Regions from separate parts of the Homo sapiens genome. Here region 1 is linked to region 2. A link is an interaction called in ENCODE POLR2A ChIA-PET data of the cell type or tissue named here. Cell type or tissue: Caco-2. All regions are shown on one strand. Each heading gives the region's core, and the rest is flanking DNA. Links, peaks and the distances in the headings are about the cores only. Region 1 has its middle 48 kb from the start of ZNF627. Region 2 holds the start of EPOR (erythropoietin receptor).

Evidence for each region. ChIA-PET counts read pairs that join two places held together with the same protein. Peaks named below come from ENCODE experiments on the same cell type or tissue, not always from the same donor. Only the 100,000 strongest peaks of a DNase experiment are listed, where the experiment ranks them.
Region 1: POLR2A ChIA-PET joins it to region 2 with 11 read pairs; 3 of 35 experiments call an interaction of 5 or more read pairs at or near these places.

What each region holds. Positions count from the first base shown.
Region 1 is chr19:11,639,437-11,651,260 of GRCh38, forward strand. It overlaps the pseudogene ZNF887P. Among named protein-coding and RNA genes, the nearest start is that of ZNF627, 48 kb to the left of the region's middle. RefSeq lists a silencer at 236-325. In Caco-2, for the core only: no CTCF peak of the experiment used is centred there; no DNase peak of the experiment used is centred there.
Region 2 is chr19:11,376,452-11,385,718 of GRCh38, forward strand. It overlaps EPOR (erythropoietin receptor), which reads right to left and starts at 7,863. Exons shown (of 8, transcript NM_000121.4): 1 at 7,642-7,863; 2 at 6,646-6,781; 3 at 5,479-5,654; 4 at 5,241-5,398; 5 at 4,605-4,758; 6 at 4,433-4,520; 7 at 2,240-2,327; 8 at 756-2,144. The coding sequence starts at 7,756. The coding sequence ends at 1,533. RefSeq lists enhancers at 4,966-5,503, 5,170-5,239, 5,490-5,549, 5,560-5,649 and a silencer at 7,103-7,162. In Caco-2, for the core only: CTCF peaks have their summits at 2,015 (motif pointing right), 4,589, 4,798 (motif pointing right) and 6,462; DNase peaks (open chromatin) are centred at 4,800, 5,260, 6,570, 7,920 and 3 weaker places; H3K4me3 peaks cover 3,979 bases.

The sequences.
Region 1 (11,824 bases), core at 3,752-11,751, 270 kb after region 2:
GTGAGTCTGGGATTCCCTGCACACAGTTGTGACCCCCCAGTCCCGGAGGAAGAAGCAGGAAGGGCTCGCAGACTATTGGCAGGAATTCTTCTTAAATGCAGATATTCCCCGGGAGGGGTCAGGTCACTGCCCAGGGAGGAACCCCCCCTCCCCCGCCCGCCCCATGCCAAGAGCTGTGTCTGCAACCTGTTCATCTGGCTCCACTCAGCACTGGGAGATCACTTCTTCTGTCGCTCAGTGCCTAGGGGGCGGGACCTGGAGTACTATCCAATCAGAGCCGCTGGGCGGGGCCGTGAGAACTGTCAATCAGGCGTCCAGGAGGCTGGAGGATGCGAGGTTGAAAAAGCCCGCGGCGTCTTCTCTGTCACCCGCGCTCGGCTCCCTGCTCGGTCGGGCTGGAACCTGTACTGGCAGCCGGAGGTGTAGGTAGGAACCGGAATACCTCGGAAGCCGGGAAATGGTGAGTGTCCGAGGCCGGGGTTCCCGAGACAGGGTACAGCTGGTTGTAACCGACCGGAACCGGCTGTGGCGGGACCCAGACCTCCTCGCTGTTGTCTCTGGGGTCTGAGGACCCGAGTGCCCTGGCCCAGCTCGGTCCTCGGTCCTCTCGGCCTCAGGGTGGGGCTGGGCCTGCAGCCAGGACTCCGGGCGTCCTGTCCGGTCCCCGCGCGGCAACTGCGGCCCAGGTTCCGGAGTCCTCTCTGGGCAGCTCCGCGTCCGCAGCCCCGCGTCTCCCTAGATTGTGCGGGGACACGGGAGGGTCATGGGGGGAATCCTCCTCGGGTGTGGGGTTCATGTGGAAGGAGCAGCGGTCTGTGGGGTCCCCAGTTCCTCCTTTGTCTCCAAGGGGCTCGAGTTTTTACTGAGATATCCAGATATATGCGAAGCAGGGTCTCAAATCCGCAACTGTGATCCCTGGCCTAGCTTCTCCTAGGGCTGCCAGCAAATCCCTGGATTTCCAGATCCCGCTCCGCGTTTTAGAGCTGGCCTCCTCTTCAGTTCACCACAACAATGTCAACTCTTCGTCCCCCAGGCTTTGTTTCAAACATAGCCATATATATGTGTGTGTGTGTGTATATATATATATGTGTATATATATATATATGTGTATATATGTATATATGTGTGTGTATATATATATATATATATATATATATATTTTTTTTTTTTTTTTTTTTTTTTTTTTTTTTTTGTGACAGAGTCTCGCTGTGTCGCCCAGGCTGGAGTGCAGTGGCGCAATCTCGGCTCACTGAAACCTCCGCTTCCTGGGTTCAAGCGATTCTCCTGTCTCAGACTCCCGAGTAGCTGGGATTACAGGCGCCCGCCACCACGCGCGGCTAATTCATGTATTTTTAGTAGAGACGGGTTTTCACCGTGTTGGCCAGGCTGGTCTCAAACTCCTGACCTCAGGTGATCCACCCTCCTCAGCCACCCAAAGTGCTGGGATTACAGGCATGAGCCACTGCAACCGTCCTCACACGTTTTTCATGTATATATGAATTATATATATATTAAATATATATATATAATTTTTTTTTTTTTGGTGGAGACGGAGCCTCACTCTGTTGCCCAGGCTGGAGTGCAGTGGCACGATCTTGGCTCACTGCAACCTCTACCTCGCGGGTCTCCTGCCTCAGCCTCCCGAGTAGCCGGGACTGCAGGCGCGTGCCACCATGCCCGGCTAATTTTTGTATTTTAGTAGAAACGGGGTTTCACCATGTTGGCCAGGCTGGTCTTGAACTCCTGACCTCAGGTGATCCGCCCGTCTAGGCCTCCCAAAGTGCTGGGATTATAGGTGTGAGCCATGGCGCCTGGCCACACGCAATATTTTAATAGGCTTTTTTTTTTTTAAGAGGGCAAAATATGGCTCTTTTTGTAAAGATTTGTTGTGTGTTTGTGAACATTTCACACTTGAGGAAGCGGAGAAAAAGCACCTGACACTTGCTGTAAACAATCTTTATGCCTCTCCTCCTTTTATCTGCCCGAGGCACGGACACCTTCTGAGAATGTCTTTGGGTTGAGGTTTATCTTTGGAAACTTTACAGGGCGATGTGTCCTCAACTCACCCTCCATCTTATCCTGGTCCTGGGTTTCAGAACTGCCTGGGGCTGACTGAAGATGCCCACAGCTACCATGTTTCTTGGAGGGTGGGTCACTCCTCCCAGAGGACAACCTGAGGCGTGGAGTTGGGGCTTCCCAGGAGAGGAGCTAGGTGCCCTGGGGTGGGAGAAGTCCCCTGGTATTCCCCTCCTTAAAAAGCTAATCCTGGGCCAGGAACAGTCTCTCACACCTGTAATCCCACCATTTTGGGAAGCCTGTAATCCCACCACTTTGGGAAGCCGAGGCGGGTGGACCCCTTGAGTCCAGGAGTTCGAGACCAGCCTAGGCAACATGGCGAAACCCCGTCTCTACTAAAAATACAAAAAAACTAGCCGGGTATGGTGGTGCGTGCCTCTAGTCCCAGCTCCTGGGGAGGCTGAGGTGGGAGGATCACCTGAGCCAGGGAGGTCAAAGCTGCAGTCAGCTGCGATCGCACCACTGCACTCCAGCCTGGGCAACTGGAGTGAGACCCAGTCTCAAAAAAAAGCTCTAATCCCCTGGGACACTCAGCTTTTCTTCCCCAAATCCAGATTCCATTCCTTGGGGACACTTGGCTCATCAGCCAGTTGGATGGTGGTATTGAAGGGACAGGACAGAAATGATTCCTGTTTTCTGGATGCTCTCAGCATAGTTAAGGGAGAAAACTATTCCTAAGGACAGGAAAACCCACCCCACTGAGATGGTGCAAGAACCTGAAAAGCAAAATGCACTTTAGGAACACAGGGGACGCACAATGTGTCGTCTCCTGGGAGGGTGGTCACTGAGCACTTCAGTGAGCAGGATGGGGATGGGGGATGCCCCTGGTGACAGGAGGATACGATGTGACACTTGAGTTAGACTTGTCTGTGTTCTAGGTCCTTACTGTCTCTCTCTGGGCTTGTCACCTTGCAAAGATTGGTTCACCTATTTCAGCTGCAGATTAAATCTCTACTTTTGGAAGCTTTTCAACTATCTTTTGGTTATCAATTTCTAGTTTAATATGATTTGATTGCATACTTTATAGCATTTCTGTTCAATTTGTTAAGGCATATTTTATGCTTCCAGTGTAGTTTACTGTGGTGAATATTTCATGTGAACTTGAGAGGAATGTGTATTCTGCTGGTGTTGAATGAAGGATTCTATAAATACATATTAATTAAATGCAGTTGATTAATTGATACAGTTTGGCTGTGTCCCCACCCAAATCTCATGTTGAATTGTAGTTCCCATAATCCTCACCTGTTGTGGAAGGGACCTGGTGGAGATAATTGAATCATGGGGGTGTTTTTCCCCATCCTGTTCTGGTGATAGTGAGTTAGTTCTCAAGAGATCTGATGGTTTTATAAGGGGCTTCCTTCTTCGCTGGGCACTCGTTCTTCTCCTTCCTGCCACCATGTGAAGAAGGACGTGTTTGCTTTCCCTTCCGCCATGATTGTAAGTTTCCTGAAGCATGTCTTTATTAGCTGAATGAGAACGGACTAATACATTATTGATGCTGTTGAGTTTAGCTATATCATTAGTGATTTTTTTGTTGTATTGACCTATTAATTATGGATAGAGGTGAACTGTTGGCTTCCAACTATAATTTTGGATTTGTATATTTTGTCTTATAGTTTTATGTTTTTGTCTTGTATCTTGATGTTATATTTTATGGGCATACATATAAGTAATAAAGATTATTATACCTTATGTCTTTTTTTTTTGAGACAGGGTCCCCATCTGTCTCCCAGGCTGGAGTGCAGTGGCACAATCACAGCTCACTGCAGCTTTGACCTCCCAGTGCCCAGGCTCAAGTGATCCTTCAGCCTCAGCCTCCTGAGTAGCTGGTACTACAGGCATGTACCACGATGCCTAGCTAATTTTTGTTTTTTTTTGTTTTTTTTTTGTAGAGACAAGGCTTCGCCATGTTGCCCAGGCTGGCCTCGAGCTCCTGGACTCAAGCATTCTGCTCACCTTGGCCTCCCAAAGTGCTGGGATTACAGGTGTGAGTCATTGCGCCTGGTCCTATTATGTCTTCTTGCAGGATTGACCTCTTCACTGTTACAAAATCTCTTTTACAAGGCAATGATGGTCCGGCGTGGTGGCTCACACCTGAAATCCCAGCACTTTGGGAGGCCAAGGCAGGTGGATCACCTGAGGTCAGGAGTTCGAGACCAGCCTGGCCAACACGGCGAAACCCTGTCTCTACTAAAAATACAGAAAATAGCCGGGTGTGGTGGCAGTCACCTGTAATCCCAGCTACTCGGGAGGCTCAGGCAGGAGAATCACTTGAACCTGGGAGGTGGAGGTTGCAGTGAGCCGAGATTGCACCATTGCACTCCAGCCTGGGCAACAGAATGAGACTCTGTCTCAAAAAAAAAAAAAAAAAGCAAGCCCAAGGCAATTATGAGGAAAATTCCTTGCCATTTTCCTTGATCTAAAATGTGGTTTGTCTGAGTTTTATAAAACTATTGCACATTTCTTTTGATTAGTGTTAGAATGGCTTATCTTTCTTCATACCTTTTTATTTAATCTATTCACTTCTTTTTGTTTGAAATGATTTTCTTGTACACATTACTGAGGCTTGTTTAATCTACTATGTCAATCTGTGTCTCTTTTTTGTGTATATAAGTAACAGACATTTAAAGTGGTAATTGATATAATTGTATTAATATGTATATATGTAATTGTTCTCTGTTTGTTGTACTTGTTTTCTTCTTTCTTTCTTTCTTTTTTTTTTTTAGACGGAGTTTCATTCTTGTTGCCCAGGCTGGAGTGCAATGGCGCGATCTCAGCTCACCACAACCTCTGCCTCCCACATTCAAGCGATTCTCCTGCCTCAGCCTCCCGAGTAGCTGGGATTACAGGCATGTGCCACCATGCCCAGCTAATTTTGTATTTTTTAGTAGAGACGGGGTTTCTCCATGTTGGTCAGGCTGGTCACAAACTCCCGACCTTAGGTGATCTGTCCACCTCGACCTTCCAAAGTGCTGGGATTACAGGCATGAGACACTGCTCCCGGCCTCGTTTTCTATTTTTAAAACTTTCTCTTTTTCTACCTTCTGTAGTTTTTGCTTGTTTGTTTGTTTTTTTGAGATGGAGTCTCGCTCTGTTGCCCAGCCTGGAGTGTAGTGGCGTGATCTCATCTCACTGCAACCTTCACCTCCTCCTGGGTTCAAATGATTCTCGTGCCTCAGTCTCCCGAGTAGCTGGTATTACAGGCGTGCGCCACCATGCCCGGCTAATTTTAATAATTTTAGTAGAGACAGGGTTTCGCCATGTTGGCCACGCTGGTCTTGAACTCTTGACCTCAAGTGATCCATCTGCCTCGGCCTCCCAAAGTGCTGGCATTACAGGGGTGAGCCACTGTGCCTGGTAGTAACTTTTTCAAAGTATGTTTACAGAGATGTATTCCCTGTCCTCTCTAGTCAATGAAGGCTCTGTTCCTTTAACTTGTGTTCATCTAGTGTTTTGAGAGAGGTTTCCTGAATGCTAGGAGCTAAAATAAAACAGACCTGGCCGGGTGCTGTGGCTCATGCCTGTAATCCCGGCACTTTGGGAGGCCAAGGCGGGTGGATCACCTGAGGTCAGGAGTTCGAGGCCAGCCTGGCCAACATGGCGAAACCCTGTCTCTACTAAAAATACAAAAATTAGCCAGGCGTGGTGGTGGGCCCCTGTAATCCCAGCTACTGGGGAGGCTGAGGCTGGAGAATCACTTGAACCTGGGAGGCAGAGGTTGCAGTGAGCTGAGATCTTACCACTGCACTCCAGCCTGGGCAGCAAGAGCAGAACTCTGTCTCAAAAAACAAACAAACAAACAAACAATCAAACAAAAAGAGGCCCAAACCTGACTTCTTCCAGGCTTTGTGGATGGCTTTGTCGTGCAGCATTCCTTGAACACTCGGCCTGAGTTTTGTTTGTTTTTTTTTTTTTTTTGAGACGGAGTCTCGCTCTGTCACCCAAGCTGGAGTGCAGTGGCGTGGTCCTGGCTCACTGCCAGCTCTGCCTCCCGGGTTCACACCATTCTCCTGCATCAGCCTCCTGAGTAGCTGGGCCTACAGGTGCCCGCCACCACACCCGGCTAAGTTTTGTAGTTTTAGTAGAGACAGGGTTTCACCGTGTTAGCCAGGATGGTCTGGATCTCCTGACCTCTTGATCTGCCCGCCTCAGCCTCCCAAAGTGCTGGGATTACAGGCGTGAGCCACCGCGCCCGGCCGACTGTTTAAAACTCTGCGTTAGCCTCCAATTTCTGCTGAACTGAGCCTAGAGATCAGCCAGTGCCGAAACTTAGGGCCTCCTCAGGTTTTTTCTAGAAATGTGTTATTTCCTGGGCAGACGTGAGGCTTTCTCAATTCCCCAGGATACCAAAGTGCTTTTGATTAGCCTAATTTCTGAAGCTAATTTTCTCTCCAGATTGTTTTCCTGGGTCTTAGATGGTCTATTCTGTCTCAGTCATAGACTGTTGTTCCAGATGGTTGCAGGCTTTTTGTTGACAATATTTTTATGTAGTCCCTGCCAATTTTTGACCCCAGTTAGGCTTTAGTGTAGTTGAAACAGAGAAGAGAGCCTTATTTCAGACTTTTCGTAGGCCCAGGAGAAATTGGAGTATATGAAGATAATATTTGCAAATAAATATAATATTTGCAAATAAGATGGTAGAATAGGTCACCGCACCTGGCCTGTTCTACATTTTCACTTACCTTTTTCTCTTTGTTCATCTTTCTGTCAACAGTGTGGTGTGTTGAATATTATAGTTTCAAAATCCTTCATGTGTGTTAGGTAAGCTGTCACTTTCTGGTTTAGAAGATTTTTAGCATTTTTAGACATTTGTTACCTCCATTAGTTTTGTTTAAGTAGCTTTTATTGACTACTAACAGGTCTGTTTTAATGATTTAAGGAATTTCATAAATATTCATGAGAGATGACACCTTGGTGACATGCAGTTCTTTTTTTTTTTTTTTTTTTTTTGAGATGGAGTCTTACTCTTGTCGCCCAGGTTGGAGTGCAATGGCGCAGTCCCAGCTCACTGCAACCTCCACTTCCCGGGTTCAAACGATTCTCCTGCCTCAGCCTCCCGAGTAGCTGGGATTATAGGCACCTGCCACCACGCCCGGCTAATTTTTGTATTTTTAGTAGAGATGGGTTTTCACCATGTTGGCCAGGCTGGTCTCGAACTCCTGGCTTTGTGATCTGCCCACCTCGGCCTCCTGAAGTGCTGGGATTGCAGGTGTGAGCCCCTGCGCCTGGCTGACAAGCGGTTCTTTAGAAGAACGTGTACAATCTTTATCCATCTTTCATTCTCCTTTGATGTTACCTAGTATTTAAAAATTTTCCTTTAGGATGATGAAATACATTTCATTAACCTTACGTTACACTTCATTAAATTTAGTTTACGGAAAACCGGTTGCCAGCTTCCAGGTGTTCTCTTATTGTAATCACATAGAATGGGCTAAATCCCCCAAGTAACAAGTGTTGACAGAACATATGAAATGTTACGTACCAAGGTCACTCAGACACTTAGTACCCAGAGTTTTTTTTTCATGGCCATCTTAGTCTGTTTTATGTTCATTAGAATAGAATGCCTGAAATTGGGTAATATACAAGAAATGATATTTGTTTTGTACAATTCTGGAGTTTGGGAAGTCTAAGGGCACGGTGGCACATCTGGTGAAAGCCTTGCTGGTGGGGACTCTTCACTATCTGAGGCAATGGAAGAAGGGTATTCCTAGGGGAGGGGGTGCTAGCTTAGGGGTCTCTTCCTCTTCTTCTGAGGCCACCAGTCTTACTCCCAGGATATCTCATTTACTCATTAACCCTTTCATCCATCAGTGAATGAACCCATTCATGAGGCAGAGCCCTCATGACATAGTCACCTCTTCAAGGCCCCACTTTTGAATACTGACACCTTGGGGATAAAGTTTCAGTATGAGTTTTGGAGGGGACAAACATTCAAACCTAGCAGTGACTGATCAGGTATGCTTCTCTGCTGATTATATCACAAAATTTCAAACTCTCAGAAGGATGATGGAAATTAAGCAAATACCATATTATTTACTTATTTATTTATTTTTCAATTTAATTTGAGACAGGGCCTCGCTCTGTCACCCAGGCCGGAGGTCAGTGTCACACTCATGGCTCACTGCAGCCTCTACCTCCTGGGTTCAAGCAATCCTCCCAGCTCAACCTCCCTAGTAGCTGGGACTACAGACATGCGCCATTATGCCTGGCTAATTTTTGTATGTTTTGTAGAGATGGGGTTTCACCATGTTGCCCAGGCTTGTCCTGAACTCCTGAGCTCAAGCAATCCACTCGTCTCAGCCTCCTAAAGTGCTGGCATTACAGGTGTGAGCCACTATGCCCAGTGGCAAATATCATATTGTTTTAATAAATAGTTGAGGCACACAGCTCCTTTTCTTTGTTATGCTGGTGCAGCTCTCCTTAAATCTAGCTCTGAGATACCATCATAGTTCAACTTTCTAAATAAACGTGTGTAGGGATATGTTGTCTTAGAGCTGCTAATATTGTCTCTTGTAGACAACACATAGTAGGACTTTGTCACGAGAGTTAGTATAGACCCACTAGACAGAAAGACACTAGAGGTGATCTGGGCAGCATATCTCAACTCCCTGAAATCATGAATGAGAGGCTTGTCCGTATTGGCTATTACTTTACTGAATGTGTTCAATTCTAGCATCAGAATTGCTGTGCTGGAGAAAATGAGTATAGACAGAGGATAAGAGTCTGATGACCAAATCATTGAATAAATGTTTGGAGTCTATAGCATTGTGTGAACTTCCTCTAGAGTGTAGCTTCCTAGTGCTGTCAGCCTGAACCTTCCTCCTCTGCCATGTGGGATGTTTCAGGACTCAATGATCTTTGAGGATGTGGCTGTGAACTTTACCCAGGAGGAGTGGGCTTTGCTGGATCCGTCCCAGAAGAAACTCTACAGAGATGTGATGTGGGAAATCATCAGGAACCTGATGTCTGTAGGTAAGGATGACATCATTTCTTCACTTAGTCAATTACAGAACAAGTGTTTCTTGGTCATCTACACTGCTCAATGATTTGAAACATGGTAGGGAATACAGTAGACTGGCCTGATGCAGTGGCTCACGGCTGCAATCTTAGCACTTTGGGAGGCCAAGGTGGGTGGATCACTTGAGGTCATGAGTTCGAGACCAGCCTGGCCAACATGATGATACCCCGTCTCTACTAAAAATACAAAAATTAGCCACGCGTGGTAGTGCACGCCTGTAGTCCCAGCTACTCAGGAGGCTGAGGTGGAAGAATTGCTTGAACTTGGGAGGCAGAGGTTGCAGTGAGCCAAGATTGTGCCACTGCACTCAAGCCTTGGCCACAGAGCAAGACTCCATCTGAAAAAAAAAGGAATACCGTAAGGCCGGGCATGGTGGCTCACACCTATAATCCCAGCACTTTGGGAGGCCGAGGTGGGTAGATCATGAGGTCAGGAGATTGAGACCATCCTGGCTAACATGGTGAAACCCCATCTCTACTAAAAATACAAAAAAAAATTAGCCGGGTGTGGTGGCGGGCACCTGTAGTCCCAGCTACTCGGGAGGCTGAGGCAGGAGAATGGCGTGAACCCAGGAGGCTGAGCTTGCAGTGAGCCGAGATAGCGCCACTGCACTCTGGCCTGGGTGAAAGAGCGAGACTCCGTCTCAAAAAAAAAAAAAAAAAAAAAAAAGAATACAGTAGACCCTTGAACAAAGTGGGTGTCAGAGACTCTTAACCTCTGCACAGTTGATGATCTGGTTTTAACTTTTGACTCTATAAAATGTTAACTGTTGGCCGGGTGCAGGGGCTCACACCTGTAATCCCAGCACTTTGGGAGGCCGAGGTGGGTGGATCCCTTGAGGTTAGGAGTTTGAGACCAGCCTGGCCAATGTGAAACCCCATCTCTACTAAAAATACAAAAAATTAACCAAGCATGGTGCCAGGCACCTGTAATCCTGGCTACTCAGGAGGCTGAGACAGGAGAACTGCTTCAACCTGGGAGGTGGAGGTTGCAGCGAGCTGAGATCATGCCACTGCACTCCAGTCTGGGCAACGAGAGTGAAACTTCGTCTCAAATAAAAAGAAAAAAAGCTAAATGTTAATAGCCTATTGTTGACTGGAAGCTTTATCAGTAACATAACCAGTCAATTAATACATATTTTGTGTGTTGGTGTGTATGTGTAAGTGTATATTAGGACAGTGTCTCACTTTGTTACTCAGGCTGGAGTGTAGGGGCATGGTCATAGCTTAATACAACTTAGAACTCCTGGGGTCAAGCAATCCTCCTGCCTCAGACTCTTGAGTAGCTAGGATTGTAGGCAAGTGCCACCATGCTGGGCTGATTTTTAAATTATTTTTTGTGGAGATGGAGGTCTTGCTATGTTGCCCAGGCTGGTCTCAAACTCTTAGCCTCAAGCAGTCCTCCCACCTCATCCCTAAGTGCTGGGATTATAGGTATAAACCACCATGCCTGGTCTGTTTGGTCTATTATATATGGTATTCTTATAATAAAGTAAGCTAGAAAAAAGAAATATTATCAAGAAAATCATAAGGAAGTGAAAACATATTGACTTGATTAAGTGGATCATCCTAAAGGAATCCTTTTCATTGTTTTCACATTGAGTAGCCTGAAGAGGAGGGGTTGGTCTTGTTCCCTCAGAGGCAGCAGAGGTTGATAAAAGTTTGCATATGAGTGGACTTGTGCCATGCAAGCCCATTTTGTTCAAGGGTCAATAATATTTTGGTGAATAAGTCAGGCATGGTCACAGTGTCCCATGAACATAGAATCTAAAATGTTTCTATAATTTTGTAATCATTTATCATGACTTTTATGGGTCTACATTTTAGGAATAAAATGGGAAGACCGGAACATTGAAGATCAGTACAAAAATTCCAGGAGAAATCCAAGGTAATTTGCACTTATAACATGAAGCTGTGTCCCTTGAGATAATGTTAGAGTGATAGGAAATTATATTTATTTACTTATGTATTCATGTATCTGAGACAAGGCTTAATCTGTCACATAGGCTAGAGTGCAGTGGCATGATCATAGCTTACTGCAGCCTTGAACCCCTGGACTCAAGCCATCCTCCTTTCTTGGCTTCCCAGAATGCTAGGATTACAGGCATGAGCCACTGTGCCCAGTGGAAATTTAAAGAACAAGCAAACAAAGTGAAGCAGCCCAGCTTCAAATTTGTTAATTTTTAGAATGTTTTCTCCAAAAATATATACTTAAATACATACACATTCATTGTTTGCAAAATAGTTGCCTTGGAAACAGTATTAAGAAATCCCATAGTGGCCGGGTGCGGTGGCTCACGCCTTTAATCCCAGCACTTTGGGAGGCTGAGGAGGGCGGATCACGAGGTCAGGAGATCGAGACCATCCTGGCTAACATGGTGAAACCCCATCTCTACTAAAAATACAAAAAAATTAGCTAGGCATGGTGGTGGGCGCCTGTAGTCCCAGCTGCTTGGGAGGCTGAGGCAGGAGAATGGCGTGAACCCAGGAGGTGGAGCTTGCAGTGAGCCGAGATGGTGCCACTGCACTCCAGCCTGAGTGACAGAGTGAAACTCCGTCTCAAAAATAAAATAAAATAAAAAAATAAAGAAACCCCATAGTGGCCAGATGTGGTGGTTGATGCTTGTAATCCCAGTACTTTGGGAGTCTGAATGGGAAGATTGCTTGAGCCCAGGAGTTTGAGACCAGCCTGGGCAATGCAGTGAGAACTCATCTCTACAAGAAATAAAAA
Region 2 (9,267 bases), core at 1,268-9,267:
GAGATTGTGCCACTACACTCCAGCCTGGGTGACAAAGCGAGACTCCATCTCAAAAAAAAAAAAAAAAAAAAGTTTGAGACTTCCTTCTTTTTGCACTCAACGTTGTTACTAAGATTCATCTACATTTTTTTAGTTCATTCCTTTTTCCATATTGCATATAATTCCATGGGTGACTATACCCTGATTTCTTCATCAGATTGCCTTATTTACTGCTGCGAACATTCTTGCACACATGCCCTGGTACGTGTGTGTGTTTTTAGGGGCCGAGACAGGTGGATCACCTGAGGTCAGGAGTTCGAGGTCAGCCCGGCCTACATGGTGAAACCCCGTCTCTACTAAAAATACAAAATTTAGCCAGGCATGGTGGCATGCACTTGTACTCCCAGCTACTTGGGAGGCTGAGACAGGAGAATTGCTTGAACCCGGGAGGCAGAGGTTGCAGTGAGCTGAGATCGAGCCACTGCACTCCAGCCTGGGTGATGAAGACGAGACTCTGTCTCAAAAAAAAAAAAAAAAAAAATCAGTCAGGCTTGGTGGTGCACGCCAGTAGTCCCAGCTACTCGAAAAGCTGAGGCAGGAGGATCGCCTGAGCCCAGGAGGTCGAGGCTGCAGCGAACCATGTTTGAGCTACTGGGCTCCAGCCTGTGCAAAAGTGAGACCCTGTCTCAGAAAAAAAAAGAAGTAGTTAAAGCAAAACTCCCACTGAGTTACTTGTTGACACCAAGTGTCATCAGAGTACTTTCTTAGAACATGGCCTGATTCAGAATTACTTTTATTATTATTAGTGGCAGAGACTAGCTAGTGGCCCTTAAACAGCTTTGCCCTTCCTGGGTGTACAGCTAAACTAAGTTTCCTGGCCTTTCATGTGACTGGGGTCATGTGACTGTTTCCAGCCAGTGAGGTGTGAGAAGAAGAGAGGAAGCCCATTTCCAGGCCAGATCCCTCAAATGGCCCATTGAGGGTCATTGCTGCCCTTTTTCTTCCCTTGCTGACTGGCAGTTTGTAGAACAGGGGATCCATCTAAGTACCCTAAGAGAAGGTAGAGCTACAGACTGGAAGAGTCTGAACCTCTGACTCATCCCATGGATGGCTGCCCATTTGAGCTGAGTTAGGAGAGAGAAATCATTTAATGTGGTAAGCCAGTAAGATTTAAGAGCTGTTTAACATACTATTTTGTTATGTTATGAGTAGCATTCAGATTGCAGATCCAGCTTCTGAATAAGCTCAAGAACTTTAACTTCTATCCCTATGGCCTATGCCCAGGGGAAGATGGGACTTAAAGGGTGTTTGTAGAAATCATGGTAGAAAAACTTACATACATATGTGTATATATATATATAGATACAAAAAAAAACTATACATATTTAAAAATACTGCAAGGTTGTGGTTTCCTGAGCAGGATGGATTGGGCAGACAAAATCAGCAATGCCCCTGCTCCTGAGAGAGGCCTCGCCATCCCTGTTCCATAAGTCTTGAGTCTGCACTGGTTCTCTGAGTCATATTGGATCCCTGATCATCTGCAGCCTGGTGTCCTAAGAGCAAGCCACATAGCTGGGGGGCAGAGGCTCAGCGGCTGGGATAAGGCTGTTCTCATAAGGGTTGGAGTAGGGGCCATCGGATAAGCCCCCTTGGGCTCCCTGGGAGTCCCCTGAGCTGTAGTCAGTTGAGATGCCAGAGTCAGATACCACAAGGTACAGGTACTTTAGGTGGGGTGGGGTAGGGGGCAGCTCAGGGCACAGTGTCCATGGACGCAAGAGCTGGGAGCTGGGGTCCAGGATAGTGTACTCAAAGCTGGCAGCAGAGGCTCCCTCTGGGCTGGGCTTCGAGGCCAAAGCAGATGAGCAGGAGGATGCTTCTGAGCCTTCATCCATGGCCACTATGTCCACACTGCCACCAGGCCCTGGGAGGTCCTCACTGGGCGGGTTCCGGGGCAGCAACCATTTGTCCAGCACCAGATAGGTATCCTGGGCATGCTCACTGCCCACTGGCTCCAGCAGGGGGCCCTCATCATCTGTCCCCGGCTCCACTGCCTGCATCGTCCCCCAGCAGCGCTCTGAGAGGACTTCCAGGGAAGCAGGTGGGTCCTCCGTGAAGGGGGTGCAGGGGCTCCACCACAGGCAGCCATCATTCTGGTACAGCCACAGCTGAAGAAATAGCACCAACCTGCTCAGAGAGGCCTGCAGTTTGGCTGCAAGAAGCAGGGAAGCCCAGGCACTGAGGGGACAACCAGGCCACCTACCTGGAAGTTACCCTTGTGGGTGGTGAAGAGGCCTTCAAACTCGCTCTCTGGGCTCGGGATGCCAGGCCAGATCTTCTGCTTCAGAGCCCTGTTGAAGCCAATATAAATAGTTACATAGATATGACTCATTGAATACTCACCAATTCCCCCTCCACTCCCAGTCATAGAGGCACAGATACACTTGGTCCCTGTGATCACAATGGAGGCAGAGGAGTACATCAGGGCCAGGGGACAGGGGTTTTGGCTGAAGCATCAGCAAGGCCCTACAAAAGGGTAAATGGAACAGGGTATTGAAGGGTGCATAGGAGTTCAATATACCTTGGTCATTCTCCCTTTAATCCTGGCCATGGCCAGGTGCAGTGGTTTACACCAGCACTATAATCCCAGTACTTTGGGAGGCTGAGGTGGGAGGATCATTTGAACCCAGGAGTTCAAGACCAGCCTAGGAAACATAGTGAGACCCCCATCTCTAAAAAAAATAAAATAAAATAAATTAAAAAACCCAAAACCCTGGCCCAGATTTTTCCAGGAGGTCCATGATGTCACTTCATAGATAAATATTATGTTACCTTCTGGGGTAATGAGAGAAGGCATTTAGGATAAAATCCAAGCCAGGCACGGTGGCTCATGCCTATAATCCCAGCACTTTGAGAGGCTGATGTGAGCAGATCACCTGAGGTCAGGAGTTTGAGACCAGCCTGGCCAACATGGTGGAACCCCGTCTCTACTAAAACTACAAAATTAGCCGGGCATGCACGCCTGTAATCTCAGCTACTCAGGCGGTTGAGGCAGGAGAATCACTTGAACCTGGGAGGCAGAGATTGCAGTGAGCCAAGACTGCTGCACTGCACTACAGCTTGGGCGACAAGAGTGACTCTGTCTCAAAAAAAAAAAAAATTCCAAACTCCTCCCCACCACCCTGCAGAAGGCCCTGCGTTATATGACCCCTGTCACCTCCCTCATCTCAATATCTGCCACACCCCCTTACATACCACTCTAGCCATGTGGCAATTTTTTTTTTTTTTTTGAGACGGAGTTTCACTCTTATTGCCCAGGCTGGAATGCGATGGCACGATCTCGGCTCACCCGCAACCTCCACCTCCCAGGTTCAAGTGATTCTCCTGCCTCAGCCTCCCGAGTAGCGGGGATTACAGGCATGTGCCACCACGCTTGGCTAGTTTTGTATTTTTAGTAGAGGTGGGGTTTCTCCATGTTGGTCAGGCTGGTCGCGAACTCCCAACCTCAGGTGATCTGCCTGCCTCGGCATCCCAAAGTGCTGGGATTACAGGCGTGAGCCACCATGCCAGGCCATGCCATGTGGCAATTCTTGAAGCTGGCTGAACGTTCCAATCTCATTCCCACCTCAGGGCCTTTGCACTTGCTGTTTCTTCTCCCCACTTTTCAAGCGGCTGCTTCCTTCCAATCTTCAGGTTTCCACTCTGATGTCACCTCCTCCTGGAGGCCTTCCCTGACCATCCTGTCATGTCACCACATTCTGTTTGTTTCTGTGATATCACTCATTACAATTTGTCATCAAATATTTCTTGGGTCCCTTGTTTGTTGACTTGAGATCCACAAGGTCAGGGACTTGTGGTCAGGGTCTAGCTTGTTCTCCATTCTCTCTCCAGTGCCTGGCACATGTTTGGCACTCTGTTTGTATTTTCCAACCAAGTAAATGAACAGGGCCATGAAAGACGACTAGAAGATTGCTTAGCAGACAAGGCAGGAAGGGCATTCCAGGCAGAGGGAACAGCATGGGCAAAAGCTTGGGGGTGTGAAACCACCTAGTGTGTGCTTGGAATTACAAATACCTCAGAACGGCTAGTCTGATCATAGTGTCTGAGAAGCTTGACCGCAGGGGTGCGGAGGCATTCAGGGTCTTAAATTCTTTCACTAAATCCATCTAGTTGATTTTACAAAGGTGATGACACTGGGGAAAGGAACTAACAAAGGGACCCAAGAAATGGCAGCCCCTGATGTAGAAGGAAAATCAGGTGAAAGTCCCCAAGAGCAGAAAATGTTAACGAAGAGTCTGGGTCTAGTCTGGCATGCATCCCAGCCCTGCCACTGATGTGAATCCTTACTGCGTGACCTTGGGCAAGTGCGTGTCTCTCTCTGAGCCTAGGTTTCCATAGTGAAAGAGGACCGTTGGCGGGGAGGAGTCTGGGCCCAGCGCCCAAATGGGGAGCTCACCGGCGGTGGGAGAGCAGCGCGAGCACGGTCAGCAGCACCAGGATGACCACGAGGATGAGGGAGAGCGTCAGGATGAGGGGGTCCAGGTCTAAGAGGCGGGGAGGAGGTCAGGGCGGTGGGCTTGCCCCGTGATTCGCCCTGGCTCCTCCTACACCCCCGCCTGGGGCCTCACCGCTAGGCGTCAGCAGCGACACAGGCTCCGACCAGGCGCTCCAGAAGCCGCCGAAGCTCGGCTCAGCCATACGCGCGCGGACGGCGAAGGTGTAGCGCGTCCGGCCCCGCAGGTTGCTCAGCACACACTCGGTGCGGCCCTCCAGGATCTCCACCTGGGGGCGGAATCAGGGCGAGGGACGCGTAGCAGACAAAAATAGATGACGTGGGGGCGGGCCCTGGTGGAACTGAGCCAATCAGGGGAAAGGAAAACGGTGCCCTAGAATTGCAATGGGACCAATAAGAGTAGGGGGAGGAGCCCAAGAAAGCTCAGGGCCAATCAGAGAGAGAGTCTCTGGTACGAAAGGGCGGGACCCGGGCAATTTAATATCTGGGCTAGCACTCGTAGAGGGACCCGGGCGCTAAAGGGGTCTAGGGTTACGGGCCGGAGGGAGAAGAAGTTGGGGTTCAACAGGCTTGCGAGGACATTAGGAAAGGGGGTGTGTCTGTGGGCGTGGAACGGTCTTCAGCACCAGGGTAATGGGATGTGGGATGTTACGGACCGGCCCTGAAAGCGGCACCGGGCGCGACCTCGAGAGGCGTGGCTGGGCCGTAGTCAGTGGAGCTTTGGGGGCTGGGCCGTAGGGGCTGGCCTCACCCTCTGTACGCTCCCTGCGCCGTTGCCGGCCGAGACGTCCACCTCGTAGCGGATGTGAGACGTCATGGGTGTCTCAGGCGGCGGGAGCCAGCGCAACACTACGTGGCCGCTCTCGTCAGCCAACCGCGCCACCAGCCCCACGGGGGCGTCTAGGAGCACTGCAGGCATGGGGGTTGGTCAGGTGGGCGAGGACTGAGACCCTCTCCTCCGACCACTCCTCCATTCCCAGAGCACTTACCTACTTCATTGATGTGGATGACACGGTGATATCGCGGAGCGCCGGAGGCTGCTGTGACGCGCAACTCTAGGGGCACGAAGCTCGACGTGTCGGCTGTAGGCAGCGAACACCAGAAGCGCACCGCACCACGAGCCGTGGGAGCCTGGTGCAGGCGACACAGCTTCCATGGCTCATCCCTATGCGCCCAGGGAAGGGAGCAGGTTGGGAGGGGGGACCGGGGAGTTGGCATTGCCCGGCCTGTGGGGGGCAGTGTGTATGTGTGACACAAGGTCTAGCCTTGTGTGTGTGTGTGACAAGGTGTTCCTTCGTCGCCCAGGCTGGAGTGCAGTGGCGCGATCATGGCTCACTGCAGCCTCAAATTCTGGGGCTTAAGGGATCCTCCCACCTCAGCTTCCCAAGTAGTTGAGACCACAGGCACGCGCCACGCCTGGCTTTTTTTTTTTTTTTTTTTGAGACGGAGTTTCGCTCTTGTTGCCCAGGCTGGAGTGCAATGGCGCTACCTCGGCTCACCGCAACCTCCGCCTCCCGGGTTCAAGCGATTCTCCTGCCTCAGCCTCCCGAGTAGCTGGGATCACAGGCATGCGCCACCACGCCCGGCTAATTTTGTATTTTTAGTAGAGATAGAGTTTCTCCATGTTGGCCAGGCTGGTCTCAAACTCCCGACCTCAGGTGATCCGCCCGCCTCAGCCTCCCAAAGTGCTGGGATTACAGGCGTGAGCCACCGCGCCCAGTCTAATTTTTTTTTAAGAGACGGGGATCTCGCTGTGTTGCCCAGGCTGGTCTTGAACTCCTGGGCTCAAGCGGTTCTTCCGCCTCGACCTTCCAAAGAGTTGGGATTACAGGCATGAGCCACTGCTGGCCTCCTTTTGGATACTACCTCGAGAAGGCGTCCCAGCCCCGACGTAGTAACGCCTTACCCTCGATTTGGAGGCGTTGTTATCCCAGCCTGATGTTTGGGGTCGCGTTCCAGCGGTGATCGCGGGAGTGTTCGCGCCCCGGCCCATAGAGGGCGTGCCAGCCCTGGACCCGCAGGTTTCCCTCCAGTGACCACGACTGGAGGCGCCGTCGGGCCTCAAACAGCAGGGGACATACGAGGCTACGACCTCCAGGGAGCTCTGCCCCACCCCCTCCCTCCGCCCTTGGAGGCACCCGCCGGATCGGACTCACTCGAGCTGGTAGGAGAAGCTGTAGTTGCCCGGGCCCACCCCAGCGCTCGCCGCTTCCTCCCAGAAACACACCAAGTCCTCCAACCGCTCGGTGAAGCACAGAAGCTCTTCGGGCCCCCGGGCCGCCAGCAAGGCCGCTGGGGAGGGGCGACAAAGGAAGGGCATGGGGGTCTGAGCTCTATCCTCGGGAGACAGCCCCCTCCTCTTCCCTCCCGCAGCCTGGGCGGACCCGATAAGAAAAAAGCCCCGCCCTGCCATCTTCCCAAGCGGGTCCCTTGGAGGGGTCCGCAGAGGTGGTGCCCCCCTAATTCCCAGGGGCAAGTTTCTCGCCTTACTGTCCCCCGCCGTCACCACTGGCGCACACCTGCCCACCCAGCGGCCAGCTGAGCTGGGCGCGGCGTTCAAGACCTCGAGCTCGGGACTGCCAGCCCCGCCCCAGCCTAGGACACGCGCGCGGCTGGGGGTGTGTGCGGAGAGGCGGGCCCCCTATCGGCCCCGGCAGGCTCCCCGCCAACCGATAGCGCCAACCGTGCCCCCCGCCTCCCTCCCTCCACCGGGCCGGGCAAGTGATCTGGCGCCCTCACACAAACCGTGTTTACAGTAGCCTGTGGCTTGGCCCCTCTAACTCGGACCCGGGCTTTACCCTCCCTCCCCTAGGGAGGGTCGGCTTGGTCCCCACCCCCCAGGGACCTTAGCACCAAGTCAGCCCCCTTAGGATTTAGCATGTCCCAGACTCCCTGAAAAGGTAAAACGGGAATGTTAAGCCCACTCTAGCTCTTGCCCGGGACGCGATCAGGAGTCTTGGATCCTAACATACCCCACCCCGCCCCCCACCCATCCAGGACCCAGTCTAAGGGTTCAGATGCCAGCTTGGCCCCCAGGACCCGGTCAGGAAGTCCAGAAACAGGCATGGCCCCCAGGACCTAGGCTGGGAGTTCAGGCCCCAGCATGGTCCTGCAGGCTCCAGCGTAGGGGTCCACACGCAGCTCATCCTTACCTTTGCTCTCGAACTTGGGGTCCGGGAGGTTAGGCGGGGGCGCCCAGGCGGCCCCAGCGAGCAGGAGACAAAGGGAGCCGACCTGGGGCCAGAGGGACGCCCCGAGGTGGTCCATGATACAGCCCCCGCCACGGGGAGCCCAGGGCTCCTGCCCCTCCGTCCCCCGCCCCCGGCACAGTCCACAGCTGGGTCAGCAGCTGCCTCCGCCGGACGCAGCTGACCAGGCCCTTCCCGACCAGGCGCCTCTAAGTGGCAGATCCCCGAGGGGGCGGGGCCAGCACTCAGCCTGGGTAGAGATAAGTGCCTGGCGGGAGGAGGCAGGGGCCCTTCCCGAGCCCAGAGGCCGCTTGGGGGCAGGGGAGGGAGTTGGGCCGCAACAGCTCCCGTTCTGGCTTCAGACACACGTTTTTTTTTTCTTTGTGGCCCTGGACAGGTGACTTACCTTACCTGAGCTTCAGACTTCTCATCTGTAAAATCTAGCCTGGCACATAGCGAACATTCCAAAAAATGTACCTACTGATTTTATCGCAGAAATCAGCATCTCTTCCCAGCCTGGAAATAAATAAAAATTATTTTCTCTCTCTCTCTCTCTCTCTCTCTCTCTCTCTCTCCTTTCCTTCCTTCCTTCCTTCCTTCCTTCCTTCCTTCCTTCCTTCCTTCCTTCCCTCCTTCCCTCCTTCCCCCTCTCTCTCTCTGTCTCAGGGTGTTGCTCTGTCACCCAGGCTGGAGTGCAGTGGCACAATCATAGCTCACTGCAGCCTCTGGACTGAAGCAATCTTCCCACTGCACCTGGCTAATTTTTAAAATTCTTTGTAGAGATGGGATCCCACTATGTTGTCCAGGCTGGTCTTGAAATCCCGGACTTAAGCAATCCTCCAGCCTCCATCTCCCAATGTGCTGGGAATACCAGCACGAGCCACTGAAGCCGGCCAATAATAATCCTTGCAACGACCAGCAGTTGAGTGTTTGCACAGTGCTAGGCCATGCTCCTGGGCAGTATGCATAATATGTGAGATTTTCATTTACGAATTTTTGGGAAAAAAATTTTTACCACCCACATTTTTATTCTCTTGGGCTGGGCCCGGTGGCTCACGCCTATAATCCCAGCACTTTGGGAGGCCGACGTGGGCAAATCACTTGAGGTCAGGAGTTTGAGACCAGCCTGGCCAACATGGTGAAATCCCATCTCTACTAAAAATACAAAAATTAGCCAGGTGTGGTGGCGTGTGCCTGTAATCCCAGCTACTCAGGAGGCTGAGGCATGAGAACTGCTTCAGTCTGGGAGATGAAGATTGCAGTGAGCCAAGATCATGCCACTGCAACTCCAGCCTGGGCAACAGAGTGAGACTGCATCTCAAAAAATAATAATAATTGGCTGGGCGCGGTGGCTCATACCTGTAATCCCAACACTTTGGGAGGCCGAGACAGGCGGATCATGAGGTCAGGAGTTCGAGACCAGCCTGGGCAACATGGCGAAACCACGTCTCTACTAAAAATACAAAAATTAGCCAGGCGTAGGCCGGGCGCGGTGGCTCACGCCTGTAATCCCAGCACTTTGGGAGGCCGAGGTGGGCAGATCACGAGGTCAAGAGATCAAGACCATCCTGGCCAACATGGTAAAACCCC